Linked DNA regions of Homo sapiens: region 2 is linked to region 1. Evidence: chromatin loops called from intact Hi-C (ENCODE). Cell type or tissue: heart right ventricle. All regions are shown on one strand. Links, peaks and the distances in the headings refer to the core of each region. The heading gives the core; the rest is flanking DNA.

Region 1 (15,748 bases), core at 2,798-10,797:
CAGTGACAATAATAAGAAAATATTCAGGGCATACCTTCATCTCTCTAAGGTGAGAAAAAAAAGAAGGTAGGAAATCGGCCTGGGGTTCAGAGAGTGCTGCTGAGAGCGGGCAGTTTAAAGGGAAAGAAAATTGGCGAATTTCACTGGTCAATTTCACTTCATTTCGTTCAATTTCGTTCAATTTCATTCCTTTTCATCCAGCGCCGGGAGGCCCGAGGCCACAAGGAAGGGGAGGGGGTCTTTCCGGGCGAATTTCCCTCATCTTGTAGATTTACTCTCTAGGGCTGTGAAGAACAGCCTTGATTCTGAAACTTTGACGTACGTTTTTCAGCCGCCGCTAAGAGCAGACATTTTATTTTATTGAAGGGTATTTGGTTTGGGTGATCGAAGCACATCGGTGAGACTCTCCGCACTTCTCTCTTGCAGCCCAATTAAAGCGGTTAATTCTTTTCACCGCTTATTCCTCCCCATCTTTCTTTCTTTCTCCTGGGGCTCCTCGGACCACCCAGGAGCCGGAGTTGAGGTGGGGGCGGACACTTCCCCTCCATATCCAATTTGCTCTTGCCACAGCGGGCGCGTCTTCGTGGTTACAAAGCGCTTTTTCCCTGATGACTTTTTTCCCCTTTTCAAAAACACTTCTTTCTCCCCCCTTCAACTAGCAACCCTCCCCAGGCCCACCCCTCCTCCCTCTCCGCTCCGGTTTATTTAAACTTCGCCTCCTCCAGCGCCGCCGCAGCGCGCACTTAATGAAGTTGAAGGCTCGGTGAGCCCGGGTGAAGAGGGTTTGGAATCTGTTGAAAGGGGCGTTTTGTGACACTGATTGGGGCGGGGGCGGGGGCAGTCGCGGACCAGACAATGACCGACCAGGCGGGTTTTCCTGCGCACAGGGTCAGGCGAATAAAGGCGCCGACGCTGTTTAAACGAAGGACCTTGTAAGAGAAAGGGAGAAAAGATTTTGTGTGTGGAGCGTGCCTCGTAAGGTTTCGTGCTTAGGAGAAGTTGGGAGGAGGCAGCTCGCCTAGAGTCTTTACGGACCGAATTCGGAGTTTATTTCGAACACTATGCATCAAGCCAAAGAAAAGCGGGGCCAGTTTGGGTTTGCGCCTAACTTAATTCCGATACGCGCGTCAAAATGTTGTGTAGGCTGGGGCCTGGGGAGGCGTTCAGGAGGGCCAACCAGGAAGATGACATCCAGCCCACATTTGTCTCTGTGGCTGACGCTCTGAGGTTTGGCGCTCTGGAGAAACGTTGAAAGAAAACTAAAGATGGGCAGTGGTCGGGCAGGATAACTCATCCTCCTAAAGCGTTTGTGAGCAAAACAAATGTTGATTGGGTTTTTTGGAGCGGAATTACTCTGTTCTTTAAGGTCGGCGCAGACACGTACCAGCAGAGAACCTGTAGACAGGACAGAGGTTTCCAGCTCTAGTTTCGGGAACGGATTTTTCCGCGGGCTAGTGGGCGCGGCGCGGCGCAGGGCGGAGCGGGCACCGCCTCCTTCCGTAGCGGAGCGAGAGCTGCCGCTCGAGGCTGAGGCCGCTCCGGAGGCCTGGAGGCTTCGGACTGCTGGACTAGTGGGGAAGGAAGGCGGTTTCCTCCGCAGCGCCCCGGTGCTGCACTCCGCACCGTCACCTTCTGGGTTGTTTCTGGCGCTCCCTCTGCTCTCAGCCTCGAGTCCTGGGTCCCTGCGGAGCGCTGTCTTTTCGCTCCACGCGGACTCTGAGCGGAAGTCGCTCGCTGTCCGCGACTTTGCATTTCTCCTGCAGCAGGGGTCTCTACCCGGTGCCTTCCTCCCGGCACGCTAGCCTCCTCGCCGAAATTTCGTCGTCCCGGAGTCGGTAACCGAGTCCCAGGCTTTACTGCCACTCCACTCCCTGCTGGGTTATTTAAGAGATACGCGGCTTCCGAGGGGTTTTCATCAGACCCCGCAAGTGCGCTCGGCTGGGAAGGATGCGCTCCGATGCCGCTACAGGGGTTCCGCGCGTTTCACCGCGGGAAGCCCGGGCATTGGAGATCTGTGCTCAGTTCTCTAGGTGTTGGAAAGTTGCCTCAGGCTGCTTTCATCTCTGGGGCATTTCTGTCTACGCAGGCAGAAGGATCTTTGGAATTGCAGTTGCATGGATCTTAGTTCTGGAAAGGGCGAATCATTGGGGGAACAAAAAATTCAAATCCGTCCTTTTGATTCCTAAAAATCACTGCAGACCTGAAAAGTGCATTTCGAGTTATCTGTGTAGACACTGCCGGTGTGTGTGTGGTGGCGGAGGGTGGGGTAAGGGCCGAGGGTACAGGAGTGGACTTTATTGTTCACATTAACTCACCGGTGCTTACAGAGGACCCTCGATTCGCGACCCCCTCCCCCAGCAGGTGTCTGTGCAGTTCGGACTCCTGGGCTTAGATGCCCCATCCCGTTCAGATGCAAATGTGCTGGGTTCGGGTTGAGTGTGAGGAATCCACCTCCCCACCCCCACCCCGGCCCACGCCTTCCTTCCCCGACGCCCCTTCTGGGCCTTTTGGGTTCCTGTCTCAACTTTGAGTTGCCTATACATCTTTTTGAGATAGGTCTCGCCTCCTCAACAGTCATCATAGTCAAAGAGGGCAACTAGTGAGGCTATTGCGTGAATTAGCCTTCGACCCAGACTGCAGGAGCTTGGGGGTTCTGAGGACAGCACGGCTCTACTTTCCACTTTGGAGTGGAACCTACCTGGCGGGGGTCACACAGCAGATAGTTTGTGCAGCTGGGAAGATGAGCCCTGGACCCGAACGGTATGAGGATATGTATCCTAAGGCCAGCTTTGGTCCCAGTTCACTGGGTGCCGGCTGCCCCAGCCAGCTATGGTCTGCAGAGCCCGAAGGCAGGCAGGAGGATCGCAGATCGAAGATCTGCAAGGACTGAGGATCGTTCCTAGTGTCTGTTTGGAAGCCCGTGGGTCTTGCAATGCGAGGGCAGACAAACTACGAAGCGGGTTCCGGATTCCGATGAGCCACACGACCTCTCCGGCCCCTGATCTGAGCACCCCTCACCTTGGTCCATCTGCTGACCATCTAAAATGTGTAAGCCCAGCGTCAGGGCTCAGTGTGTGACCAAGAACAGTTTTCCTGTTTGAGGAGTTACCTGATAATGCTCAAACACAGGCGAGTTAATTTGTCCCCAACTCTGGAGATCTTTTTCCTGTCTGGCTCCTTCTTTCCTTCCTTAAATATTTAGTGAGCACCTACTGTGTGCTGGGCATTGTCCTGGAGGTACAAGCAGTGAACTTCTGCCTGGCATCATTACAAGCAATCTAACTTGGTAGTTGAGAAAACAAAGAAAGATATAACGATCGACTATCACCATATTTGAAGTAAAAAAAAAAAAAAAGAACTTTGGTGTTTTAAGGGTTAAGTTTGTAGCTTTTCACTTTATCATGATGGCTGCAGGTATCACAGCCCATAGATGTGTGCCTTCTGGGTGTTTGGGGACTGTGACTGTGTTTATGCTTGTGTGTGAGAGGGTATGGATATGCATCAGTGTGTGCAGGAGAATGTGCTTAGGGGTGAAGATTGATGAATGACTATGTGTGTGCTAAGGTATACTTGTGATGTATCAGTGTGAGTCTGTGAGTACAGTAAGTCTCCCTGGCTGTCTTGGGCAGAGGCTGGAGAAATGTGAGTGAAGAGGATTGGAGTGGAAGGGTTAGGAATGAGTCCCTGCCTGAGTTCCCAGCCTATTCCTCTGTTCCTTAACAAAAATTAGGACGTATCCTTCTTCCAATTTCCTTCCCTACTGCAGACAAGGATGGGAACATGGAGCACAAAGTGAAGGTGCTAATGGAGTGCAGTGAGGGCAGCAGTGGAGCAGTCAGCCCTCCTCCCAAGATTCTTACCTCTTACCTTTCCCGCTATGTCCAGCCCCTGCAGCCTGCCTGGGGGTCAGGATCCAGGTTATTGCAGAGCAGCTGAGAGGCTCCATTGTGTGGCCTTGGACCTGTTCTCTGGCCTGGTGCTGCTAGCCCCCTCCCCTCTAGACCACACAGAGGGTCTTGGCTACTGGTCCTAGGTGACTGTGGAGTCTTCTCTTCCATTGCCAGAAAACTGGCTTACATCAAGGAGGCAGGTGCAGGCTGTAGAGCCTGAAATGCCAGAGCTTGCAGGGTCTCCAAGGCTAACATTGTATGGGAAACTGGTCTAGAGGGGGTGAGCGGTGGCATTTGCCCAGAGTTGCTCAGCAGGATCCTAGATATAAAGTTGGACCCTGCAGCATCTATGCACTAACATAGACAATTAACATAGATAATTAACATAGACAAATAACATAGACTATAGACACTGGTCCAGATCTTTTCCTTTTATTTTTAGTTGATGCATAATAATTGTAGTAAATAATTTACTACAATTATTACAACCCCACAAATATGGGATTTAATTGTATGTAAATCCCATATTTGTGGGATGCAGAATGATATTTGATACATGCATACAATATGTAACAATCAAATAAGGGTAATTAGCATAACTCTCACCTCAAACACTTATCATTTCTTTTTGTTGTGAACGTTAGAAATCCTCTTCTAGGTTTTTGAAGATATATAATAAATTATTGTTAACTATATCTACCCTACAGTGCTATGGAACACTAGAACTTGTTTCTCCTACCTTGCTGCAATTTTGTTTTCATTAAGGTATAGCTATTTTGAGGAAACTAAAAACTTAGCATCTCCTCTTGTCTCTAGGGAAATCTCAAATGTCACCTGGGCTGTCAATGCTTCTGAATGCCCCTTCCTTCCTAAAGGCAGGATAGGAGTAAGGTCAAGATCAAGGTGAAGGATAGCAGACAATTATCCAGATAAATCAGGCATGGAATAGATCACCTTTAGGTGAGAGAGGTGCTCGTGGCTTTAGGGAGAAGTGTAGGTTAGCAAGAGCGTCTGGCACTCCACTTTCCCCAGGGTTCCTGGGCTGGGAGAGGTGGCCGAATTCTCCTCCTAGCCCTAGGCAGAGCAGAAGGTCCAGCGCCAGTGACCCCCTTGGAGGAGAGGAAGGGGTAGGGGAATGGTCAGAGTTTGCCAGTGAATGTCTCTAGTTTTCGGATCTTCCAGTGTGGTGGCTTCCCTGCCTCTTTTGCTTTCGTGAGTCTGTTGGAGAATCTATCTGTCAGTTGGCCCACTGGAGTGCTCCAAGCCTTGCTTCCCTCACCCCACCTGACTCTAGGCCTTTTATAAAGTGAAGAATAAACAAAGAAAATCTGGGCCACTCAGGTCCCAGGCAGCTTTGGTTGGAGCCGTTCCTTCCTTGGTCAGATATGCTGACCAAGCTTCAGGGCTTTGGGGTGTGTGTGTGTGTGTGTGTGTGTGTGTGTGTATGTGTGTGCGTGTGTAGGCTCAAGTGTAGCATTAGGAATTCTGAATTACACTTACCTCTGGAAGCTACCAGGGCTTTTTGGTGCCTCTTTCCACTCCTCCTGGATCTTTACCTTAGCACCTACCCTGAAGATACTTATCTAATATTGGGAGTAGAGAAGGGGAGGAGGTGAGAAGATTCCTGATTCTTGCTGGGGTGCTGACTCTCTGTGTCCTTTGGCAAGTACTCCCCCTATCCCCACTGGGCCTCCATTTCTCTGTCTCAGAAATGGAGCTGGGGAAAGTTAGCCTGGACTCACCTCCTGGGTCTGTGGTCAGTGGCTGCTTCCCAGCTCCTCCCTCTAGTCTACTGAACAGCTCATGCCCCTCCCTCAGCTGTCGCTCTGCAGCAAGGGTGCTGGATGGGACAGTGCTGGACTTTGGAGACATCTCAGGAGCAGCCTCAGGACTTCTACCATAGCTGCCTACTTACTGGGAGCTTGGCTCACTTCCTTTCTGGATCTAAGAGGCTTCCACGTGGGACCCAGGGCTTTTTCCTTCCCTGGCAGGGCCATGGAGGGGTGGCCAAATCTCTGTGTATGTTTTGGTTGCCGGTTTGCATAAATGTACCTCCTTTGGGGAGAAGGGGGAATGTGGATGAGGTTGAAGGTGAGTCGCTGCCTGAAGCTGGCAGAGCTCAGCCCATCCCATTGTGTCTCCCGGGGCACTGAGATAGGGTGGCACAAAATGGAAAAGGGAGCCTCTAACCCAGCTCCTTTTTACTCCTCTCTGTTCACCCTGAGCCACCCAGCCTTCTTTCCGGGAAGCCTTGCCCGGATGAGGGCTGGGTAGTGGGGAGAGGCAGGGCACCCCACAGGAGCTGGAGGGCTGTAACCTATCAATGTGGGGGAGTGGGTCAGAACGTTCCCAAAGCCTGAGTGGGGAGGGGGCTGTGGCTTGGCTCCCTCCCTAAAAGTCCCCGCCCAGGCCAAACTAAAGAACTTGCTTTTGTGGGGTTGTAGCTGGAAGTACTCGAAGACTGGGGGCCGGGACCAGAGCTCTCAGAGACAAGTCCGCCGAGTGAGTGTCTGAGGATGGAGACGCGAAGGGAATGGGGAGGGGCGGGCTCTGTTGCCGCTTACCCTGGAGCTGGGGCTCCAGTTTTCCAGTCGAAGTTCTCCTCTCTGCCTACATCTCGGATTCTGGGTCTCAGATGCAATCGCGCACCCAAATTGCATCCTGTGAACAGAAAAAGTCTCAAACATGCGTACAAAGAATATTCAGAAGCAGAAGCAATTTCTGAAGAGCGAGGCCCGGGACTGAGTTGGCGAGACTCCCAGTTCGAGTGAGCGAAGCCAGGGTGGAGGGCTCCGGACCGAGATTCCTGAAAGCCTCCCTGACACCGGATCCTGAGCGCAGGACGGGCCCAGCCACTTGGGGGCGCCGCTGGCCCCAAAGTACCGGGAGCTTACCCTCCGCTGACCAGGATTCACCCTGGCTGGCAGAGACTACCCTACGCTCCGCTCACCCGGCCACCCCGCCCCGCTCTGCGCTGACCCTCCGTTAGAGGCTGACTCTCCAAACTAGGACGATCTTGCTCCTATGCGGGACGACCCAGCGCTAAAAAGGGATGACCCTATACCACCGGGGGTGACCCTGCTTTGAGTGGGTCTGACCCTGTGCTAACAGAGATGACCTTAAACTGACAGAGGCAGATCCTGTGCTAACCGGGATGTGCTTGCGCTACCAAGATTGGCTTTGTGCGCTCCCTCTTAAGGCTTATCCTGCATAGATTAGGTGCTAAGGCTTGCAGTCCTTGTTATGGTCCCTGTAGCTCTTGCGCCGCAGCAGGGATGCCCTATTCCACCCCCAAACTGGTAGCTGCTTTATTCCTCTCCCCGTAGCCCTTTGGGGGCAGTTCTGGGACACCTGGTTGGAGAGAAGCCTGCCGTGGCTGGGCACACCCTGCACCTCTGGGAGGAGGAGTTCACAACCTCAAGGAGGAGGTGGCTGAGTTGTGGGGAGGGAACTGATTTTATGGAGGCTGGGGCATCTTGGGGGCCAGGACTGTGAGTACTTTTCTGTTGTCTGTGCTCCTGACCCCAGAGCCCGGCCTTGCCACCCCCACACCCTCTCCACATATGTAGGCGGCTTTATTTTTGCACCACTCCATCTTCCTGGGCCTACTCTCCCTCTCTGTAAAATGAAATGAACTTATCACCAGACTGCCCTCATCTGCTGGAATGTCCTTGTCAGTCTCAATTCATTTCACCATTCTTTTATTACTCACTTTGTGCCTGGTCCTCTCCTCTGCACTGGGGATACAGTGGTGAACAAAACCGATGTGGTTCCTGTCCTCAGGATGGTGACAATCTAGTGGAGGACAGAAAGAAACACAAATGCATGTGGAATTAAAGCTGTAATATGGGCGCAGAGGGAAGAATGCCGACGGCCTTGAGAGAGAATAGCTGAAGGATGTCATGGGGTGGGGATTCCTCCCCAGCTCTGGAGCCTGCTGTGGGGAGAACTCATCACCCCATACTTGATCCTGTTTGACTCCGATTTCAGTCAACAGACCTCTGGCCGCTGGACTTGCTGGTCATGGCAGCTATAGGGAGCCAGGAGCCCCTCCCAGTGTGTCATCATCCATCACAGATTTCCATTTGAGCAGCCCTCCTCCAATGTCACCAGAAGGGATTCACCCTTCATTCCAGCACCCAGAGCAACTTCCTCTCCCCAGGTCCTTGGATTTGGAAGAGGCAGTCTGCCCCTCAAGAACACGATGTGGAAGTCAGGCTGGCTTTGGGATATGAGATGGCTTCAGTTCTGAGATCTCTCTCTCTCTCCCCCTCTCTTTCTTTTTCACTGAAGGCCACAGTCACACTGAGATCTCTATCCAGCATGCTGTCTGGTGCAATAAATAGTCATTGATTAAAAGAATAATTCTAGGAGACTACTCTTTAATGAGCCCAACAGCCAGAGTGATTCTGTGGTTCATGGGTCTGATTATCTGATTGTTCCTTCTTCCACTTTCTACCTGGTTCACTCCCTACTCAGGGTCACCTCCCCCACCAAGCCTTCACTAGCATCTCCCCACTCCCACAGAATTTTTTTTTTTTCTTTTTTTGGAGACCGGGTCTTGCTGTGTCACCCAGGCTAGAGTGCAGTGGCATGATTATGGCTCACTACAGCCTTGATTTCTCGGGCTCAAGCGGTCCTCCCATCTCAGCCTCCTGAGTAGCCAGGACTACAGGCTAGCCACCACGCATGGCTAATTATTTATTTGTAGAAATGGGGGTCTCCTTATGTTGCCCAAGATGGTTTCAAACACCTGGGCTCAAGCAATCCTCACACATCAGCCTCCCAATCCTAAGACTTTTCATACTTTTAAAGAACTTACTGTGATGTATTATTTTCTGCTTGCTGTTCCCCCTCCCTCATCTTTTCCAGTACACAGCACAAGGCCTGGAACATGAAAGAATGAATCAACTGCATGTGTAGAAGGGCCCCAAAAATGTGTTGCATTGCCCAAAGACAAGTGGAGTTAATGTGATTCAGAAATATGTCCCTTCATAGAGCAATAATGATCTCTGGTGCCTGGTGTGGTGGGGAAGGGGGAGTGGGGGAACAGTGTCCAGGACAGCAGTGGCTGGGGGCCCCTGAGCCCCAGTGTTGCAAGATAACCCAAAGGGAGAGAGGCAGCCTGTACTCAAGCTCAGGGCACCTCCGTTCTCAAGACAAAAGGAGCTTGGACTGGAGGAGTCATACCTTGAGGGAGGGGGCTAGAGAGCTGTCTCCCCACCATCCCTGCACTCCCATGGTGCAGCAGCTGTCCAGGGAGCAGGCCCCAGCTCTCTAGAGCTGCACAGAGAAGATGAGTGCTCCCAGCCCAAGGACAGAGGCTCCAAGTGCTTGTTGGGGATAGGGCAGAGGCGGGAGAAGAAGGGAGGGGTTGAGCAGAGGGAGTGGCTTTCAAGGGTGTGGGACAAAGAGGCTGACTCTGCCTGGGACCCCTGAGGAGGTATCATTCTCCAGGGTTGGAGAGGACCCATGTTTCTTTTAACCCCTTCATGACTTCTGGCCTTGTCTGGCTACCAAAACTACAAAGACTTGGAGGATGATATACATTGGTTGAAAATCCAGCTTGGGTGGAGGTAGTTTTAGAGAAGGGAGATTGAGGCCCTAATGTGGGAAAACACTAGTACTTCCCCAGCCCCACTTGTATCATACATTCTCCTTAAACACACATAATCTGTGGGGACCTGGGCCAGGCCGTTGGGGGATAGAGCTGAATCAAACCATTTTCTGACTACCCTCTTGCCTCCCATGCAACATTTACTGATCCTACTATGGCTGGGTATCCCTGGAAGAGGCCCACTGTGGGTGTGGGGTGTAGGTTTGGGGACAGGAAGGGAATTTATGCAACTTTCTTCCCTGGGAAAGCTCATAGTCTGAAGTTAATAGCTCTTGGTGCTTCAATTCAGGGGCGATACATTTTGTGAGTGGAGAACAGGCACAGGAGACTTCCTGGAGGAAGTGGCATTTGAATTGGGCCTTGAAAGTTGGGGAGAATTTGGACCATAGAAGGTTGGGTGTGAGGGGAAGACATCTAGGGCATTTCATCCTTTATGAGCGAGGGCATTTGGGAGAGCTGAGTGAGTTCAAAGTTAATTTAAGCTGAGAGGTCTTCCCTGTACTCTTCCTGTAGTCACATAATAGAATCCCTCTGCATTATAAATGGTCCTCAAGTTCTCAGTTGTTGAACAAATAAAGGTTATTTTTCACTCATCTCGTAGTCTAAATATTGGATCACTGGTGGTGGTAGTGAGATGGGGGGAAGCTTTGTTCTACATAGTCACTCAGAGACCAAATGGCCTTCCATCTAGGGGTTCCATCATTCTGTAGGGGAAGCGCTCTTATTATTATTATTATTTTTTGTACCATGGACCCCCTTAGGTAGATTAATGATCAGCTTATGGATACCTAAAAATAAATATTTTTTAATGCATGAAATCAAATTTACAGGACTATGAAATAAGCCAATTATATTGAGATTAAATTATCAAAATCGTTTAAAACTTTTGTGATGGCCAGGCGTGATGGCTCATGCCTATAATCCGAGTACTTTGGGAGGCTGAGGCGGGCAGATCGCCTGAGGTCAGGAGTTCGAGGCCAGCCTGGCCAATATGATGAAACCCTGTCCCTACTAAAAATACAAAAATTAGCCAGGTATGGTGGCATGCACCTGTAATTCCAGCTATTCGGGAGGCTGAGACAGGAGAATTGCTTGAACCTGGGAGGTGGAGGTTTCAGTGAGCTGAGATTGCACCATTGCACTCCAGCCTGGACAACAAGAGTGAAACTCTGTCTCAAAAAAAAAAAAAATTGGTGCAGGTGGCAAGTGTCACTTCTGACCACATTCCTTGGCCAGAACCCAGTCATTTGGCTCCACCTAACTGTAAGGTAGAGTAAGAATTGAAGTCTTGCTGTATGTGCAGGAGGAAAGGGAAATGGGGTTTGATGACTGCACAACGTTGACTGCCATGTAGAGTCTCCTTGAGTCTTCTGTTCCATTCAGTGTTTTTTTTTATTGTTGTTGTTTTTGTTTTGTTTTTTTCTGAGATGGAGTCTTGCTCTGTCACCCAAGTGGGAGTGCAGTGGCGCGATCTCAGCTCACTGGAACCTTCATCTTCCGAGTTCAAGCAATCCTCATGCCTCAGCCTCCTGAGTAGCTGAGGTCACAGGTGCATGTCACCACACCTGGCAAATTTTTGTATTTTTAGTAGAGACAGGGTTTTGCCATGTTGGCCAGGCTGGTCTTGAACTCCTGACCTTAGGTAATCTACCTGCCTTGGCCTCCCAAAGTGCTGAGATTACCGGTGTGAGCCACTGCGCCTGGCCCCATTCAGTGTTTTAAAGATCCAGATAGGCCGGGCATGGTGGCTCACACCTGTAATCCCAGCACTTTGGGAGGCCAAGGTGGGTGGATCACAGTGTCAGGAGTTTGAGGCCAGCCTGGCCAATATAGTGAAACCCCGTCTCTACTAAAAATACAAAAATTAGCCGGGTGTGGTGGCACACTCCTGTAGTCCCAGCTACTTAGGAGGCTGAGGCCGGAGAATCGCTTGAACCCAGGAGGCGGAGGTTGCAGTGAGCCAAGACCACGCCACTACACTCCAGCCTGGGTGACAGAGTGAGACTCCGTCTCAAGAAAAAAAAAAAAAAAGATTAAAAAAAAGATCCAGGTGAGAGACTGATTAGCTTTGTTGACAAACACAGAGGACATCATGATGTCTTGAAAAGGAGAGAGGAAGACAGAGATATTTCAAGTCTAGTAAGTCCAGTTCAAGTGGCACACAGATGTCTGGGCTCTGATTTGTGCTGAGTGGCTCCTAGAGCCAAGAGCCAAGTACACCTCTCCCCTCTCTGGCTCCTACACACCCCATGTACTACCCTATGAAGAGAGGTTACTCAGAACAGCCTTCCCAGCAGGCTGTGGGATCCCCAGATGGAGACCTGCTCCATAGACAACGCTTTTCCATCTCCACCTCATTCTCGTCACCAGATTCCATTAGAAATGATCCTCTTTGAGAATGGTAGCACATGGGTGCATGAAAGAGGTTCACATGAGTGTGTGTGGAAGGTAGAGGAATCAAGTCACATTTGCCATAGCTTTAATCTGGGTAAAGTCACCTGAATTCCCTGATCATAACCAGGACTTAAACAGTACCTGACACATAATAGGTGCTCATTAAATAAATGTTGCATTGAACATCTGAATGAATGATGATCTTTCCCTGGATATCTCTTTCCCTCTTGTTGCCTCTGTCCTCATTCCTCTGTCTATCCATCTGTCCTTCAGAGAGTCTGTCAGTAATCTTTTTTTTTTTTTTGAGACGGAGTCTGGCTCTGTCCCCCAGGCTGGAGTGCAGTGGCGCAATCTCGGCTCACTGTAAGCTCCGCCTCCTGGGTTCATGCCATTCTTCTGCCTCAGGCTCCCAAGTAGCTGGGACTACAGGCACCCACCACCATGTCTAGCTAATTTTTTGTATTTTTTTTAGTAGAGACTGGGTTTCACCATGTTAGCCAGGATGGTCTCGATCTCCTGACCTCATCATCCACCTGCCTTGGCCTCCCAAAGTGCTGGGATTATAGGTGTGATCCATCGCGCCTGGCCAGTCTGTCAATAATCTTTACCTCTCAGCCAACTCAAATCCTTTGTGGAGTACAACATTACGGAAAACAGCATGGAGGTTCCTCAAAAAATTAAAAATCCAGCTATCATATGATACAGCAATCCTACTACTGGGTATACATCCAAAGGAAATGAAATCAATATGCTGAAGAGATATCTGCATCCCCATGTTTATTGCAGCATTATTCACAATAGTCAAGATATGGAATCAATCTAAGTGTCCAACAATGAATGAATGGATAAAGAAAATATGGTATTGGCTGGGCACGGTGGCTCATGCCTGCAATCCCAGCACTTTCGGAGGCCGAGGCAGGCAGATCACCTGAGGTCAGGGATTCGAGATCAGCCTGGCCAACATGGTGAAACCCTTCTCTACTAAAAATACAAAAGTAGCCAGGCATGGTGGCGTGCACCTGTAGTCCAAACTACTTGGGAGACTGAGGCACGAGAATCATTTGAACCTGGGAGGTGGAGGTTGCAGTGAGCCAAGATCACACCACTGCACTCCAGCCTAGGCAACAGAGTAAGACTGTCTCAAAACACACACACACACACACACACACACACGTACACAGAAAATATGGTATAAATACAGAATGGAATACTATTCAGTCATGAAAAAGAGTGAAATCCTGTCATTTGCGACAACATGGATGAATCTGGAGAATACTATGTTAAGGGAAATAAGCTGGACACAGAAAGACAAATACTCAAATACTGCCTGATCACATTTATATCTGGAATGAACTTATTTGTGGAATTAGGCAGGACACATAAGCATACATGAGTATTAATAATAATAGAATCTCCATGTTGATGGAGAGCTACTCACTGTCATTTCCACCCTGTGACTTGTGACTTCTCCCCTCCTGGGTGGCAATCTTTTTTTTCTTGAGACAGGGTCTGTCTTACTCTGTCACCCAGGCTAGAGTGTAGTGGTGCATTCATAGCTCACTGCAGCCTCAACCTCCTCAGGTTCAGGTGATCCTACCACCTCAGCCTCCCGGGTAGCTGAGATCACAGGTATGTACTACCACACCCAGCTAATTTTTGTATTTTTTTGTAGAGATGGGGATTCACCATGTTGCCCAGGCTGGTCTTGAACTCCTGGGCTCATGCAATTGACCCACGTTGGCCCCCAAAGTGCTGGGATTACAGGCATGAGCCACTGCACACGGCCCCTCCTGGCAATCTTGATTAACAAGGAGATTCACAGAAATTGCTAGAAAGCATTTCTACCCTTATTGCCTTATTGAGTCCTCACAGTGCCTTGAGATGGGCACTTGTAGCCACTATTTTCCAGATGAGACTTGGTGAAGTTCTGTGGCTGCTGTGGGTTTGCACCATAAATAGCATCAGAACTTGAACTTCTGAATCCATGGGTCCAGGTGCTCCCCAATCCCCACTCAGAGGTTTGCTTTTTATTCTCTACCCTTGGCTTCCTGCTTGTCCTGGGGAGCCCAGTCAGATCCTTTTGCAGGTCTTCTGGGAGGTATGCTCACTCCTCTCCTGCTCTGCTGCTGTAGGCCCCTGGGATGGTTCCTGTCCCGAACTGCTGAGAGGGTCACAGGGCAGGACCTGCCTTTTTTTTTTTTTGTGACGGAGTCTCGCTGTGTCCCCCAGGTTGGAGTGCAGTGGCGCCATCTCGGCTCACTGCAAGCTCCGCCTCCCAGGTTCACGCCATTCTCCTGCCTCAGCCTCCCGAGTAGCTGGGACTACAGGCGTCTGCCAACATGCCCGGCTAATTTTTTGTATTTTTAGTAGAAATGGGGTTTCACCGTGTTAGCCAAGATGGTCTCGATCTCCTGACCTCGTGATCCGCCCGTCTCGGCCTCCCAAAGTGCTAGGATTACAGGCGTGAGCCACCGCGCCCGGCTGGACCTGCCTTTTATCAGTGGCCTGCTAAAGCTGCAGCAGAGATCCCTCTGCCCTGAGTCCTTTCATCGATGGCTCTTGCAGTGAGAAACAGTTACTGTCGTTTATCTCTGAGCGTAGCTCTGAATCTGCCTTGGGCTTGAGTCTTCCCATCCATCCTATTCAGACATTCTTTTCCCCTCCTTTGCTATTCCTGCTCTTTCTTTCCCCATTTATCTTTCTAGCCTATCTCTGTGCCTAGTCTGAATCTCCTTGTCTTGCACAGTCCCAAACCTCCATAGGAAAGCGGATGTGCAGGGCTTCTTCAGCTGGGGCTCACTCTGTTGCCTGCACCCCATGGAGCCTCCTAGGCACCATTTCCAAAGCACCTCACAGAGCAGGGGATCCAGGAGGGTCCCAGAGGGGCTGGAAACCTGCATCCTCCTCAGACTGTCAGCTGGTCAACTCTGGGCCATTTTTTTTTTTTTTTTTAAGACTGACATGGAGTCTTGCTCTGTTGCCTGGGCTGGAGTGCAGTGGTGCGATCTCGGCTCACTGCAACCTCTGCCTCCTGGGTTCAAGCGATTCTCCTGCCTCAGCCTCCCGAGTAGCTGGGATTACAGGCATCTGCCACCACGCCCAGCTAATATTTGTATTTTTAGTAAAGATGGGGTTTCACCATTTTGGCCAGGCCTGACTTGAACTCCTGATCTCAGGTGATCCGCCCACCTCGGCCTCCCAAAGTGCTGGGGATTACAGCCTCTGGGCCCAGCCTCTGGGCCATCTTCACAGTGACTGCACATGTTCCTGAACTTGTTCTCTCCTGGGTGGATGGACCCCAGTTTCTTCCTCTGCCCACATGGCCCTTACCCCCTCTCATTCTCCTTCCTTATCCTCTGCTTTCTCTCTTCTTTCTGACCCCCCATTGCTATATATGGGGTGGGGGTGTGTGGCTGGAATCTGGTTTAGGGATGTGTTTGCTCTTGGATAGTTATGCAGAGGGCAGTTTTACTCCGCAGAGACTCCCTGGGGAGAGGACCATCAACAAATTGCTGGATCTGCTTTGTGCAAACAGACACACAGAGGCATGTATTGGTGTTTGAGCACATGTACACCACAATCCCCGACCCCCATCCCACAACACGTACAGGCCCTGGCAAATAGATAAGGAGTCAGGGGTTTAGGTAGGTATACCAGGATGGAAGCCACATACAAATGCAATGCATCCAAGTGAAAGCTACATTTAGCACAAGGAAATGAAAAAATATATGTAGTGTTTATCTGGTTACCCTAATGCAGAGTTGAGCGTGTGGGTAATTTTCTGATAGATAATTATGCGGGAAGAGTATACTTCCTGGGACTCTGTTTGGGATGGGCATTACTAGCA
Region 2 (15,748 bases), core at 3,093-11,092, 260 kb after region 1:
TGCCACTTTATTAACAGCAAAGATCCCCATCTGAACGAGGCTGGGAAAGAAAATATTTATGCTTGCCTGTCAGGAGGACCTTCATTTTTCTTCTGGGGAGCCAGCCAGGGTGCTAGTCCAGGGATGGAGGAGTGTGACGTGCCTATGGGGTTGCCCCAGGCCCTTCTGCATCCCAGGGTTGATGGAGAGTCCAGAATGTTCCCAGGGCAGCTCTGGATGGGGTCGGGAGGTTTCAGAAGAGCTGGATATAGGGAGTTCAGGGCCTGAGAAAGCAGAACACACCCTGGCACCTGTTAACTGCAAACAAGAGGACCTGGGTGGGGGAGTGGGTGCTACAGTTAGAAATCAGTGGCAAATAGGCCATTAAATGATCTCATTATTAATTAAAAACACATAGCAGCATGCATCTGATAAGAAACTTTGTACTAAGGATAAAATAATTTTGTATTGGCAGAAAATATCAACACTGGAGCAGAGCTTATCATTTAAGCTGGGCATATATTAAAATCAGTTTATATTATTACTCTTCTCATGGTCATTATTTTGAACAAAAGTTGAAAACCAGTTCTTTAACGGTTTCAGAGATGCCTGTGAATCTGCACTTGGGAAGACCTTGCCACACTCTGGGAGACAGCTGTACCCAATTACAGTAAGTGAGTCATAAGGTGCTAGGCTGAACAAGTCCCGCGCCCTAGGGAATGGAGGCTTTGGCCTCACTGGAGTGCCAGGATTGTTCTCTTAGACCCTACTGAGGTTCCTCTCCCCCAGCTCTGAATGCTGGATTATTTATGATCCCGATGGAGCATGCACATTGGAGTCAGCAGACCTGAGTTCAAATCCCAGCTCTACCGCTTAGCAGCTGTGCAATCAACCCTGAACACCTTATTCATTTTAGCCTCCTGTTTTATAAAATGGAGCTAATAAATGTCTCCCTCTTGGGGCTGTCCTGAGAATAAAGTGAGAGGAAGTCTGTGAAATGCTCGCCACGGTAAGAGTTGCATACATAAGAGGCAGCAGTAATGGGAGCAGTGCGCACACATTCCACTATGTCTCTAGGAGTGTAGCAATAATTTTCATTGATGTGTGACTGAATATGAGCAAATGTGTGCAAGCACCATTCCTAGTGCATATCTGTTTAAGTCTGCTCAGGCTGCTATGACAAAATACTATAGACTGAGTGGCTTAAACAACAGACATTTATTTCTCATAGTTTTGGAGGCTGTGAAGTCCAAGATCAAGGTGCCAGCAACTTTGGTTTCTGGTGAGGACTTTTTCTGGCTTGTGTGTGGCCACTTTCTCCCTGTATCCTCAAGTGGGAGGGGAGAGAGAGAGAGCGCGCGCGCGCGAGAGAGAGATCTTATAAAAACACTAATCCCATCATAGGGTCCCACCCTCAAGACTTGATCTAAACCTAATTACCTCCCAAGGGCCCAACCCCAGATACCATCACATTGGGGGTTAGGGCTTTGACATGTGAATTTTAGGGGAGCACATTCAGTCCATAACAGTATCTACATCTGATATCTGTATAGTTCATATCTCTATCAGCTGGTGAACCTGTATATTGTATAGGTGTTATTGTCTACTTATGGAGGTATGGAGGTTTATAGATATTGTGTACACCTCTATGTATGGACCTTTCTACACATGAGAGTGTACCAGAGGTTAAAACCAAGGGCTCAGACTACAGGTGTGTGTAGCATGTGTACACGTGTGTATACAAGCATGGGAAGGGCATGACTTGGGCTACAGTAGGCAGCTACCCCTCAGCCCAGTATGGCAAGTCTCCTGCTCCCACCAGCCCATAGCACTGCCAAAGGGACCCAGGCAGAGGGACTCAGAGGTTCACTAGGACTGGGGATCTGTCAAGCCTGAGATCCTCAGCTGCAGGTACCTGAGGATTTGTCTGTGCTGTGGCAGAGCCCCTGCCCTTGAGGGTGCAGTTTGCCTGGGGAGGGGACATGGAGCCTGTCCTTGATATTATGGGAACTTTATTAGCTCATCTTCATCCAGTGTGGGACCCATCTTCATCTATTCAAATGGATCATTTTTCTCATTGAGAGCCTTCCAAGCTCCAGCTCAAATGACATTTGCTTAGCAATTGGCCTGTTTGAAAAAGCCGACATATTGGAGTTGAGGCATGCACAGGCTGCACCATCTTTCCAAGCTGGGGGTGCAGGGAGACAGACCCACGGGAGAGGGTAGAGGGAGGTGGGGGCATTCAGTTGGTCAAGAATCCCGCGGAAACAGGCAAACACATTATCCACTCCAACACAGGCAATTTTTTCCCCAGGGTAGCTAATTAGCAGGCAGCTGCACGGGCTCTCTACTTGACTTGCAGAATTAGAATGCTCAGCACAGAGATCTGTGTTTATGCTCAAAATCTGTTGTCCCTCTTCTCCAATCAGGAGAGGAGCTCTGTCAGCTCTGGAGCCAAGAGATTGCTCAACTGGCATTTCAGGGGCCTGATGGGCTCCTCCTCCAGAGAAACTTCTTCCCTGTTGGAGGCTTCAGAAAATGGCAAGCCCATCAATGAAGGCACAGGACACATCCACACAAGCACAAATATTTCCTCATTTACATAAACGTGACACAAAGGCACAGTCACACACATTTGCCCAGAAGCATAGGCACCCACCCCCAGAGACACATGTGTGTAGCATATGCACCTTCACAGCTTCTGGGAACATATGTGTAAGGGTACACACACAGAGAAATTGCTTAAATCTACAGAAACAAAAATTCTCAGAAACCAGCATCAGTGATTCTCAATTGGAATCTCAGAATCAGAGACGAGATCACATAAGAATGATAGGTATAAGATATCTGACACTGGATTCAGAAATTATATGAGAATCAGAATTCTCAAATCAGAATCACCAGGGAGCTTTGTATAAATACTCATATTGGGTTCCTCCAGAATCTGGTAAGTCATCAAGTGAGACATGGTAGTAGCCATGTGAATTTTGAAAGGCTCACTTGTGTAATGAAAACAGAACATTTTTATTATTAAAAATAAAATTAAATGGCTCATCCCTATTAAGGTGAAGAATAATTTGATTTGGTGAGAACTGTTATGATTTAAAAAAATTTTTCTAATTTTAGTTTTTTTGAGACAGGGTCGTGCTCTGTTGCCCAGGCTGGAGTACAGTGGCATAATCTTGGCTTAGTGCAACCTCTGCTTCCTGGGCTCAACTGATGCTCTCATTTCAGCCTCTCAAAAAGCTGGGACTACAGGCCCACACCACCACACCTGGTTAATTTTTGAATCTTTTTTGGTAGAGATGGGGTTTTGGCATGTTGTCCAGGCTGGTCTCAAACTACTGGGCTCAAGCAATCCTTCAGCCTCGGCCTCCCAAAATGCTAAGATTACAGGCCTGATCTACTGTTCCCAGTCGTGATTTTTTTTTTAAAGTGATGGCATTCTTGTTTTGTTGTTTCAAGAACAGAATAACTTGAAGCTGGAACTTCCCTGGTGGATGTCTTTATGTCATTTAAAACAGATAGGAACAGTGACAAATACAACTCGTCCAGGAGATTTTGTTTCCATTACAGGTGTTTCAGACTCACTGTCTAAATAGGGAGGGCCTCTGGTTCCACCTTTCCTGCTACAGATAGGGAAACTGAGGTCCAGGTAGGACGAGCTACTGCTTGAAGTCATAGAGCCATTAGTGATTTCTGTGAGTAAATGTATACAGAGCACACAGTAAGTGGTCAATAAATGTTAGCTACTATATTACTATTATTGTTATCATCATAAGTTATTATGATTAGCAGAGCAAGACTAAGACTCCAGAACTCCTTCTCCCTCTGGTTTATGGGCTCAAGATCTCTCTCCCAGTTGAGAAGACACTGAAGGTGAAGTAGAAATCTGGGCCCCCACCCAGTCCTATCTTCTGTAATTAAGCCTAGTGGATGTACTCCAGTTCTTCCAGTTTCCAGAGAAAAAGGCTAAGGAAGGTTGTTAGGAATAAGTGGGGGCGGGGAGAGGGGGCAGCATGATGAAACTTTGAAGGGAGGTCCTGTCTTGGTGAGGGGCTTCAAAAGGCAGCAGCCTACTTGTGCAACCTTGGGAGAGGCCAGCCTTTGGAGACACCATCTTTGATTAGCATGGGCAGGACACAGCAGCTGCAGGTCGTGGGGCTGGCAGCACCCTTTCTGCCTTCAGTTCCCTGGGGAGTCTCTTCAGGTCAAGGAAATCTTTGGTTCTAACCACTTCTCCGAGCCAGGACTGCTGGGTGGTCTAGGGGCAGGAGGGCAGAATGAGGGTGGGTCAGGGCAGGCCTCTGGTGCAACAAGGGGTGTGGGGTGGAAGACTTGGGATGGGGGGAGGTGGAATCGATGTGAGTGGGGTGGGGACGGGGAGGGCTGGCGCAAAAGGAGAGTTGAGGTCAGCGTTGGGAAAGTTTGTGGGGGGGGGGGGGTGGGGAGGGAGTAGGCGGGACCAGCAGATGCCAGAACGCTAAAAGGGTCCAGGGGACCCGGTAGGGGTCCATGACAGGGTGGAGAGGAGACTCCCTTCCCCCCAGATCCCGCTGTCCCAGGTGGCTAGCAGGAGGGGTACACCGCGAGTCACTGAGCTCCCCCTACATTTTGCGTCTGAGGCTCCAGAACATGTGGCCGACACACCCCTACTCCCAAAGGGCTGTCATTTGGAACGTATTTGCAGACACATGGCTTGTTTTTAAGTTAATGCTTTTTAATTCACTGTTTCCCAGTTGTCGTTTTTTATTGCAAAGGCGGATTCTGCCCGTGTGTGTTCCTTTGCGGGGGCGGGGGATGGGGGTAGCTTCGCGGGCAAAGATCCGATGAGAGAGAGGCAGAGAAAATGAGAGGCAGAGACAGAGGCAAAGGCACAGCGAGACACCGGGGAAACGGGGAAGCAGGTCAGAGAGGAAGAGAGAGACAGGCCGGAAGAGACTGTGCCCAGGAGCCTGGACAAGGGATGCCGTGCCCAGCAGCCTGGACAAGGGATGCCGTGCCCAGGAGCCTGGACAAGGGATGCCGTGCCCAGGAGCCTGGACAAGGGATGCCGTGCCCAGGAGCCTGGACAAGGGATGCCGTGCCCAGGAGCCTGGACAAGGGATGCCGTGCCCAGGAGCCTGGACAAGGGATGCCGTGCCCAGGGAGGGGAAGGCCAGGGGCCGCTCTAGCGGCGAGGGGCGGAGGGTGTGCTGAGAAACCCGGCTCCGGGGACCTAGGCTGACGCCCCCATCTCCGCCTAAGGCCCCTGGGGCTGAGCTTGCTTCCCCCTGGCTCTCTGGTTCCTTTCCGAGTGGAGGAGGGTGAACTGGCCCTTGGGAGAGGGCTGGAGGGACGCGGCGGGAACGGGCTGAGTACGCAGCACCCGGGTCGGCAAGGGCTGGGGTTCTGAGATCAGAGAGAAAAGAGGACCTGGGAGTCGGAGGCGATCTCCCTGGCCCCAGCCGACCCTCTGAGCTCTAGCGAGCCTGAATCCGGCTCTGGGGGTGGCGCCCCCCGCCTGCTGCGGCTCCCGGGGCCAGCGCCCTAACCTTTCAGAGCCTGGCCCTGCCACCTGTAGAAGGAAGGCGCGCTGGTGGCCCGTTCAAGCAGGCAGTGGCAGCACCGGGGGCCTTCTAGAAGGGACGAAACGGCTCAGGGGCCGGGGAAACTTGTTTGGCTTGACAACGCCTGGGCTGGGCGGTTACAGCAGCAATCCCGGGATTCTCGGCCCCGGGGGGTCCTGTTTACGCAGGACTCGCGGCAGACTGGAGGGAGTGGGGCGCTAGAGCTTCCTTCCTTAGCAGCTGAGAACCATTTCATCCCCACCACCGCTATCCTGAGACCCCCTCCTCTCCCCATCTGCGTCGGCTTCCCGCGAACCTTCCCCGGCGGCATCTTCAAACACACAGCGGCGGACACACAAAGACGCTCGCGAGCCAGCACTAGTGTAGGCACTCGGGCACACACAGATACACGACGCAAGGTCCCGGGGACTCGGATGGAGCCGCAGTGTCCCCGGCCCGGGCGGAGAGGGCTCGCGCGTAGGGGCAGCTGCTCCCGGGCCGCTCTCACACCGGGCGCGCGGCTCTCAAGCCGGGAGCTGGCGAGCTGAAAGCCCGGGATAATTAGCGCTAATTACATGTGTGCAAACAGCCGCGGCAGAGGGCGCGGGCTAGGCCGCGGGGCCGCCCCTCCCCCGGCCTGACCCTGGCAGTCCCACCGCAGTGGAGGGGCTCTGCTGGCGCAGCTCGAGCCGACCGCTAGGGGAGAGCGCGCAGGAGCACCCACGAGACCCGGGAATCGGGGTGCGCCGTCAGTGCCCAGAGCCACCGAGCCCCGACCACACACGCGGGCGCGCGTTGCGGCCCGGCAATCTCGGGATGGCGGGTTACAGTCGGGCCAGAGGCTGAGCCCAGAACTGGGGGCCGAACACCCGCTGCCCTTCGCTGCCCTTCAGCGGGGACCGGGCGGGGTGGGGCTGAGCATTCTGGCCCCTAGGCTTCTCCGACTGTTTTGGCCTCCGGAGCAACCCGGTGTCTGCGGAAGATTGGAAGCGACTCTCCAGCACCCCGCCGCCGAGGCCCGCTCTCCCAGGCCATGCCGGCTGGCGCCGAGGCCGCGGGACCTGGAAGGGTCGGAGTCTGGTGCTGGTGCCGGAAGGCCAGCCAGTCTCTGTCCGGATGAGCCACATGATCCCAGAAAGAGCAGCCTGAGCCTTAGTCTGCGCGCCCAAAAAATGAGAATGCAGAGACCATTCATACCTCGCTGGAGGGGCTTCAGATGCTGAGTACACGGGGGTGGGGGCGGGGAGAGCAGGAGAAAGGGCTTTACATGAATCCTAACGTGTGAATGTTTGCACTGAGAGCCAGACTTAGCCATCTCTTTTTATGGGCCTAGGTGCCTGCGGCGGGCTGGCTTGGCGTGGCGGCAGATAATTATATTCCTATAATTATAAATGAAGCTCAGAGAGGCCAAACGTCTCACAAGAGGTCACACAGCAGTAAGAGGCAGCTGGTTTTTCTGACTTCAAATTTCAAGTTCAGACTGCACAACTCTCCGCCATCCCTCCCGGACGCCCCTGGAACCCCACGCACCTCCAGGCCCTGAGCGAAGCCTGGAAGCTGCGGGGCGAAGCGGAGCGCGAGAGAGGTTGCGCTCTGCGGGTCGGGCAGCCGGGGCTCGCTGCAGGCCCATGGCGCCCTCTTGCGTTCGTGGCCGGAGGCGCAGGCGGCTGCTGGGCTGACCCGTGTCCCGCGGTCCTGCTGGACTTGGACGCGGCATCTGACTCCTCTCTCTCAATGATTGCGCAGGCGAGGATCGATTAGCTGCGGAGAGGGTGACCTGAGACCACACGAGGATGCATTTTGTATACCGTACGCTTTGTATGCTGTAAAGCACATGGGACACCCAGTCACAGCGTTTGAACACCACGGTAGTTTTCCACTCGCTTCCACCCCGTCCTTGATTTTTTACAGGAGTCCTGTAAGGCCAGCAGGGCAATAATTATTATTCCCACTATACAGATGGGGCAACCGAAGCAGGCCCAAGGCCACTCGCTGGCGAGTAGCGGAGCCAGCACCCAGACTGGATCTGCTTCCCCCCTCACGTGCACCCGGCTCCCAGGCTAGGGTCTGGCTCTCACCGAGGTTTAAGGAAGAGGGCTTTGGAGTCAGACAGACTCGGGTTCAAATTCTAGTCTAGAACAGGCTGTGAGGTCTCAGACAAACTACAGAACATTTTTGGGTCTCAGTTCTGAATCTGTAAAACCGGGAGGACCCCGCCTCTTAGGACTGTTGGGGGAGGGGTGAATTACGAACCAGGGCCAGGCGACTGGAGCACTGAGTCCAGCGCGGGGTACCAGCGCCATGGCTGCTTTAATCAGGGAGGATGGCATTTGGTGTGACTACTCCAGCTGGTGGTGGGTGGGCGGCAAACCGAGGATTACATACCTCCGTGGCTAACCAGAGAACCGAGAGCTCAGGGTTGGGGCTGCTGCTGGGACATGAGCCCAGCACTGTGTTGCCGGCTGCCCACAGTCCTGCAATTCAGCAACTTTTCTCCAGGGCCTTGGACAGGTTCTGGGAGGCCTCCTCCTCCTTACAGGTGGGGACACAGACCCCGAGATGAAAGCTGTAACCTTCCCCATCTGCAAGACCCGGAGTCTAGGGCTGTCTTCAGAGCCAACAAAAACCAGTGTGGGGAAGGTGGGGCTTCCTGAGATCTAGCTGGGGAGACAGGTGCCTGGCTGCAGGTGCAGGGAGTTGGTGCAGTTTGAGCCCAGTGGTTCTCAAACTGCTGGAGCATCAGAATCAACTAGAAGCCTTGCTAAAACACTTGCTAAGCCCCTTCCCCTAGGGTTCCGACACATTAGTTCTGGTGTGGGGCAGGAGAATCAGCAGTTCCCAGGTGATGCATGACACTTTGACAGTCACTGCTCTAACCCTTCAGAGAACTTCCTCTGAGGCTTCTCAGTTCACCAGCTCCACATTCACACTACCTCTGTCTGGGCTGCTCTTATTCTGGTCAGTTTCACAGAACATTTCTGGGCTGGCCCTCAGCATCAACAGAAGCAATGCGGCTGGGCCTCCAAGCCCCCTTCCTCTTGGTCCCTTCACACCTGTGGCTCAGAGGAGAACGACTTCTACAACTGCCAGATAGGACAGTCAGGCCAACTTTCTGGAGGAGAACTGAACTTGAAGATCTGCTGGAGGGGAGTTAGGGCCACAGCCTGGCCAGGGAGTGAAAGGTGAACACTGAGCCAAAGTCAGACCCTCCGATGGTTGCATGCATCTAGTCAGCAGGGACTTAGGGTCCTGGCTCTAATCCTTCTGGTGGAACACTCACAGCCCAGCGCTGGAAACAGGGGTGAAGGGGATGGCAATAAGCACTCAAATGAATGAACCGCTGCCAGCCAGGCAGGCCAGGCCCAGGTGGCAGAAAAGTCCTTCAGATGGTGGTTCAAACAGGAGTACGGCAGGGGGCCACAGTAGCTGCCCTTCCTGCCTTGGTTTCTCCATCTGAGGAATGCACGTCATGTGTTTGCTGTTTCCCTGACCTTCCCAAGCTGCCAGCAGGATAATATATGGAAATTGCTTTGACCTCCTGAGAAAAGAGGGTCTCCAGGAATAGAAAGTTCAGCTGCTAATCCCGTCCCCCCAGACTTCCCACTAATTCCGGCTTCCGATGTCAGCCTGGCAGGTTGAGTTTAGCAAAAGAAAGAACAACTTAGAGGGCTGATGGTTTTTCTAATGGCCCCAGTTCTCCAAACACACCCACACACAATACACATGCACACACAGCCTGGTCACAGACCTCCCCACATGCACAGCCTTCCCTACCCTCGCTCACACACGCACCTCCCGCGGAGCAGTCATAATTGTAGAGAATAATTAGAACTAACATTTGCACAGCGCCCTGCCATTAACAAAGCAGTCCCACCCAGCACTTTCATTTAATCCTCACAACCACCCGAGAGGCAGGGATTATTGCTATTATTAACTGAGGCTCAGCAAGGTTAAGTGACTTGCCTAAGGTCACTCAGCTAGTAGGTGACAGGCATGGATCCAACTTGGGTCTCCTGACTCCAAATGTTATTCTCTTGCTGCTGGCCCACGCTTCTTCATGCATTCACGCGCATTCATTTGTTTGCTCGTTTATTCATTCATTCATTCATTCATTTGTTCACTAACTCAACAAATATTTATTTTGCATTAGTCGTGGACGAGACTCTATGCTAAGTGCTAGCTGCTTTGCTGCACCTTTTCACCTATCCTCATAATGACCTGGTGCTTTTCCTGTCCTCATTTCGTAGTGGAAGAAATGGGGTTGAGTAACAACAACAAGTAAGTGACAGAGTTGAGATTGAGCCCACAGTGTGACTTTTCCAACCCCTCCTGTCTCAGGCAGGGGCTGGAAGAGCAAGTAGCCCTGCCCAGGCCCCATGGATCAGAGCTCCTAGCTCGTCCCTGTCACCCAGACATTTCAACTGAACAGGCCCAGAAAATCAAGGATAGGATTTTCTCCAAAATGCCATTGGCATCTCTGGGGACAGAGTCACATTTTCCTACTGATTACACAACACGGTAGCATTTACAATAGTCGCTCCATCCATCAATATCAGTCAGAGCCAGCAAGAAATGTCCCCCTTCCCCCAACCCTGTGGTGACCCAGACTGAGAGCAGAGGCAGGATGGAGGGAAGAGGGGACATGGCTCTGCCCTTCACAGAGCCCAGGGATGAAGGGGAGATGCGCCCCTTCGGGGGGAGCGTGGGAGTTGTCTGGCATTGACGCCTATGGACCTTGGAGTCACACAGACGTGGACTCTGATCCCGGCTTTGCACTCTCTAGCTCTGTGGCCTTGGGCAATTCAGTTACTTCTTCTCTAGAAGCCTCAGTTTTCTTATGTGCAAAATGGGTATAATGACCCCTCCTTCTGAGGCTTGTCTGTGCAAACTGAATAAGACCATGTTCTGAGCAGTAACTACTTGGAGGCTGGTTGACTGAGTAGAGAGATATGGTCTCAGACTCCTGTCTGGGCTGGTTATCCTGTCCTCTCTTGGAAGGGCGAGCACATTTTCCAAATGGAATTGTCTGGCACCTCCTCTATTCTCTGCCTCTAAAAAGAGTCTAACTGAAGGCAGACGATGGAGTGGGGTGATGTTTGTTGTGCACCTACCATACCAGGACTGGGTCAGGCATGCTCGGAGGTCTGAGTGCAGAGGCCTCTTCCCTTGATCCTGAGCCAGTGTGTCAGGTCCAGGAAAACCCAAGGAGCAGAGATGGGATAAGACTTCAAGGACTTGGGACAAGGGGCCCTTGTCACAAGGGCTCTGTGTGTGTGTGTGTGTGTGTGTGTGTTTCTGAACATGGGTTTCTGACATTTGGATTTCTTTCCCCATTTATTTAGTAAGCGTATATGTGCATTGAATAAATGTAATTGAGCACCTACCATGTGTCCTAACTGTTCAAAATGCTGGGGCTACAACCATGAACAATGAGGCAAAATTGCAAACCTCATAGAGGCTGGATGCTAGTTAAGGAGACAATGTTTATGTAAACAACAACCAAAAAATCAAATCCTAGCCCTGCTGTGTGACTTTGGGCAAGGCACTTAGCCTCTCTGAGCATGAGTGTCTCTCTTTGGGATGTTACCTAATGACTCCTGCCTTACAGAGCTACTCAGAGAGAATGTATGTAAACTGAAACTGCATTGCAAACTGGAAAGCTTTGTGCTTATATGCATTACTCTGCATGTAAACATGTGTGCTTGCCAGCACCCATTTTCCTTGGCTCAGTGAACACAGCACCTGTGGGACTCCGGAACTGGTCCCAAATTCCATAAAATCCACAACGCCTCCCACCAGAAATGTAGGGAGGGAACCATATGGCTCTGATATCCTGACTTTGGGTTTGGTTTTGCCCCAAGACAACACATCCTGCAAGTTTCTCTGCTTGTAACTTAAGTCCCAAGCCTCTTGCTCTAATAGCTTTCATGTTAAGGAGGGCAGAAAAGGTTGAGCTGAACATTGGAAATGCCCTAAGCCTGGAGAGAGGTCTGGCTTCAGTGAAGGGGACATGAGCCTGGCCCCAGGAAGTGGAGAGGAAACCCAATGAGGGTGGACTGACAGAGGTGCTACTATCATCAATAATGTCATTCTCCAAGTCCTCCCTTCCTGGCTCTGAGTGAGTAAAACACTCACACTCCACTGCTCTCAAAGGGCTTGACACCAGTGCCCAAGCACTGGCCTCACTGAGGCTCTCAACATAAATCACCTATCCTGATCCAACTCCTGCCAATGCTGCCTAACCCAGCTCAGTCCTGCTCACCTAAGTATAGCCCAAACTTTCCAACATAACCTAGTCCAACCCATCCAACACCTCTCTTAACCTAGCCTAGTCCAACCCAGGCAACCTCGTCCATTGCAACTCATCCCAACCCAACCTGTGTAGCTCAATGGTGGTAGAAACTGTAGACTGATTCATTCAGCCCCTTTCCCTCTCTCCTTCTAGTGTGCCTTTTTATCTCATAGGGGCTGAAAAGCTAAAAACTGTATTTCCCAGACTGCCCTAGAGTTAGAATGCAGATGTTATGTAGGTTTTACCGCATGCCATACATTCATGCAAGGCTTGAAGTCAGAAGTGTATTGAATGGGCAGAAAGGCAAGGAATGAGCCGTCCTTTCAAAACAATAACCATAGAAAAAACTCATGCAAAAGAAGAGAGAAGAGTGTGATGTACCTCTATCTGTATGACCCAGATTCAACAATTAGGAACATTTTTCCAATTTTGTGTTACCTGCCCAAATAATTTCCTCACCGTACTTTTTTTTATCTGGAGAGAAACCCTGTCAATGCTTTCACTGAAGTGTGCATTTAGCTAGTGTGGACATGCAGGTGAGCATGTTTCTTGAGTCAGAAGCCAAATTGGTGGCTTCCTGACTTGGCAGATGGTTTCCTAATGGTTGCAAAAGGAGCAGCTGCCTTGGTGGTCCATTCTGCAGCCTAACTTTGGGAGTTGGTCCTGAAGATGAAGCCTAGAATCTGTTTTCAGCTCTCCAAATATTTCTGTGAGCCATGAAATACTGTTAATACATTTATTTTTGCTTAAACTATTCAGAGTAGATTCTGTCTCTGAAACTAAAAGCTAATACATCCCCAACCAAATATATCCTCAGCTCAGTCTAACCCTGCTAAAAACCAACCCATCCTAAAATCATTCCAACCCACCCAAGCATGTTAAATCCAGCCTGATTCAAATTAGCCTAGCTCAGCCAAACCCAGCCCCAACCAAGCTATGCCTGACTCACCTCTTTCTACCTCAGCCCATCTAAACTCAATGCAATCCATCACATCTCAGCCTAGGTCAATTACCTTAATTTAAACAAGCCATTTAATCTGCACCTCAGCTTATATGACCCATCCAACTCATCTCAACTCAGTCTCTCCCAGCCCTAATCCCAACCTACCCAATGAATCTCAACCCAACCCATTCCATGGGAGTTGAGTGACACAGCCCATTTAATTTCACACGTATTTACTGAGTATCTTTTGGGGCCCCTGTGAGAGAACAAAGGGAACTTGAACTTCTTTACAGATGTAAGGCTGCATTCTTTTTTTTTATGCATTTCCTTTGTTCTTTTTTGCCTCCTTCTTTCCGATATCCCCCCCACTATAGACCCTGCCTCCTTGTTTACGTCCTTTCACCTTGGCTACCCAGTGTCCCCACAGTGCTTTCCAGGTGTTCAAGACCTCCAGTGGGAAGCCCCTCTCCTTCCCGGTCCTACCTGCCTGGAGAGTACCCCTAGAACCTCCACTCCTGCAAAGCTTATCTATTGTAGTAGTCAGAATTTCTAAAATGGGCTCCCAAAGATGCCCTTCCCTGATTCCTGAAACTTGTGAATATGATTAGACATCGCTCCTGTGATGATGTTATGTTATATGGTATAGTTGGCCTTAAGATAGGGAAGTTATCCTGAAGTATCTGGTGGTCCCAGTGGAATCAGATGAGCCCTTAAAAGCAGCAAGCTTTCTTTAGCCAACAGCAGAAAAGGAAGTCAGAAGAAGGAGATCTTGGAGATATTTGAAGTATGAGAATAACTTGCTGCATCATTGCTGGCTTTGAAAATGGAGAGGACCATGTGAGAAGGAAAATGAATGGCCTTAAGGAGCTGATGGCTAGCAAGGAACCAGGGACTTCAGTCTACAACTGCAAAGAACTGGATTTTGCCAACATCCTGATTGAGCTTGGAAGGGCATTTTTCCCAGAGCCTTCCCATAAGACCCCAGATGGCTAACACCTTGATTTTAGCCTGTGAGACCCAGGGCAGAAGACTCACATAAGCCCACCCGGATTTCTGGGCTACACAATTATACCATAGTAAATAGGTACTGCTATAAGTTGCTAAATTTATGGTAATTTGTTTCATAGCAATAGAAAACTAATATGCCTAGCCTGTGTTCACTCTCTCAGAATTATCTTGATTTTTTTTTTTTCCTAATCAACCTAAGAGATGAATCATCACAGAATAGGGAAAGAATACAGTATTGAACACAAATACACCTGGGTTCCAATCCTGGCTCAGTCACCTACTAGCCATGTGACTTCAGCCAAGTTACATAACCCTTCTAGGAAGAGCTTTATTCATCAATAAAATATGAGGATGATAACTTTCCTGGTCAGTTTGCTTGGAAAATTAAATATAATGCACATTGCATGTCTGACACATAGTAGGGGCTTAAATGTTTCTTTTACTTGTTTGGGATAGCAATAAGCTAATATTAAGTAGTCAGTTTAAAGATGTTAGAGTAAGTGCAGTTATTTTTTTCACTACCATCATTAATAGTCGGACAATTTTAATAGCACATCACTGACTTGACCTAGAGGGAGAGCTACTAGTGGAATTGAGGCCATGCTGATGAAGAGGGGTACTTGGTAGAGTGCCCAACATCACAGATCTCTAAGCCTATGTCAGAGTCTGGGTCTTGGATTAGTCACTGGACACACTATGAGACCAGGAGGAAGGAAATAAGCGGTGAAAATGACCCAAAGTTAAATTGAGAAATACATGCTGTACTCTGGAAATGAAATCACCTGATCTCCCTTTCTGGACCCAGGGAGCAGGTGACCCCAGCCACGGCTTCTTCTTTCAGGAACTGCAAAGCAGGCAGGACTGAGCTCATACTGCCACATCCTGCTCAATCTAGGAGGGTATCAGGAACCAAGCCATTTCCCTTTCTTCTCCCCAAGTCTAAACTTTACAAGTTATCAGAGAGAGCATAGAACAAGCAATCTTGAGTGTGTGGAGAAGGAAGACCTATTGAACTTTTCAGAGCTCTTCGGGGTTCAGCATTTTGTCCCTCTCCTTTTCCTCCTATCCTCATAGCCCCACTCCTCATCTACATGGACCCTTGGGGCCGTTGGATTTGGTGGTATCCTGTAAAGGTCTCCAGGCTTGTCAGAAAGCCTAGGTTCTGGTCCGTGGTGTGCAGAGCTTGTTTGCACCCACTGGCCAGAGCTGACCGTAAGTGCCTCTATTCAACTGCACTATCAAGTGATCTCACTTCAGTTTGAAATCTGCCATGGTGAGAACACACCATAGAAACTGGCAAAGACTGCAAATCAGGCTTTCTCTTCTCTAGAGAGCTGGTGTTAAATTTACCAGTAGACTGATGCTTCTAGCCTTGGCGGCCTGGGAAGAGGCAGATTCCTGCCCTTTTCTGGGCCTCAGTTCCCTCTTTAGTCAGTGCCTTAGCTACCCTCTAAGGGCCTTTAAAAAAAGCTCATTAGATACCAAAGAAAAGAGAGAAAGTGTGGATAACAAAATTATTGCTTTCATGGTAATACTTTCACAATAAAAATAGGGTTCACAATAGTCACATTTAGAAAGAGCTCTCTCTTTGCTAAATACCATGCTATGTATGTCATCTAAGGCCCTCCCTTGCCTTACTTAACCCCCCCTCACACCTGATTCAATCAGCTAGTGAGGTACGCAGGGCTGAAGATTTTTCCCCACTTGGCTCTGAAATTTGAGTGTCTGCATATGATTCTGGGCTCCACCACTTTCTCAGTTAGTTTGACTAAGTTATTTAATTTCTTTGTCTCTTGTTTCCTAACATGTAAAATGGAACAATAATAAAAGTTTCTACTTCTTCAGGTTGTTATGAGTATTAAGTGAGAAAACCCATGTAAAATGCTTGGATTAGTGTCAGTCACACAGTAAGGGCTAAAGGAATGTTGAGAAATGTCTTAACATTGTCTATCCCTGCATCTGTGGAGCCCACACAGG

The links. Peaks named below come from ENCODE experiments on the same cell type or tissue, not always from the same donor. Only the 100,000 strongest peaks of a DNase experiment are listed, where the experiment ranks them.
Region 2: a loop joins it to region 1, with 4 times the contacts of the local background. A loop is called at or near these places in 14 of 110 quality-filtered maps.

Annotation. Positions count from the first base shown.
Region 1 is chr1:47,443,349-47,459,096 of GRCh38, forward strand. No RefSeq gene overlaps it. Among named protein-coding and RNA genes, the nearest start is that of FOXD2, 13 kb to the left of the region's middle. RefSeq lists an enhancer at 2,847-3,347. In heart right ventricle, for the core only: a CTCF peak has its summit at 6,741 (motif pointing right); no DNase peak of the experiment used is centred there; H3K27me3 peaks cover 7,889 bases.
Region 2 is chr1:47,703,506-47,719,253 of GRCh38, forward strand. It overlaps LINC01738 (long intergenic non-protein coding RNA 1738), which reads left to right. Exons shown (of 3, transcript XR_001738040.3): 3 at 1-520. Among named protein-coding and RNA genes, the nearest start is that of LINC01738, 23 kb to the left of the region's middle. RefSeq lists enhancers at 4,552-5,518, 7,305-7,805 and a silencer at 7,166-7,235. In heart right ventricle, for the core only: CTCF peaks have their summits at 6,234 and 7,170 (motif pointing left); a DNase peak (open chromatin) is centred at 7,186; H3K4me3 peaks cover 2,391 bases; H3K27me3 peaks cover 8,000 bases.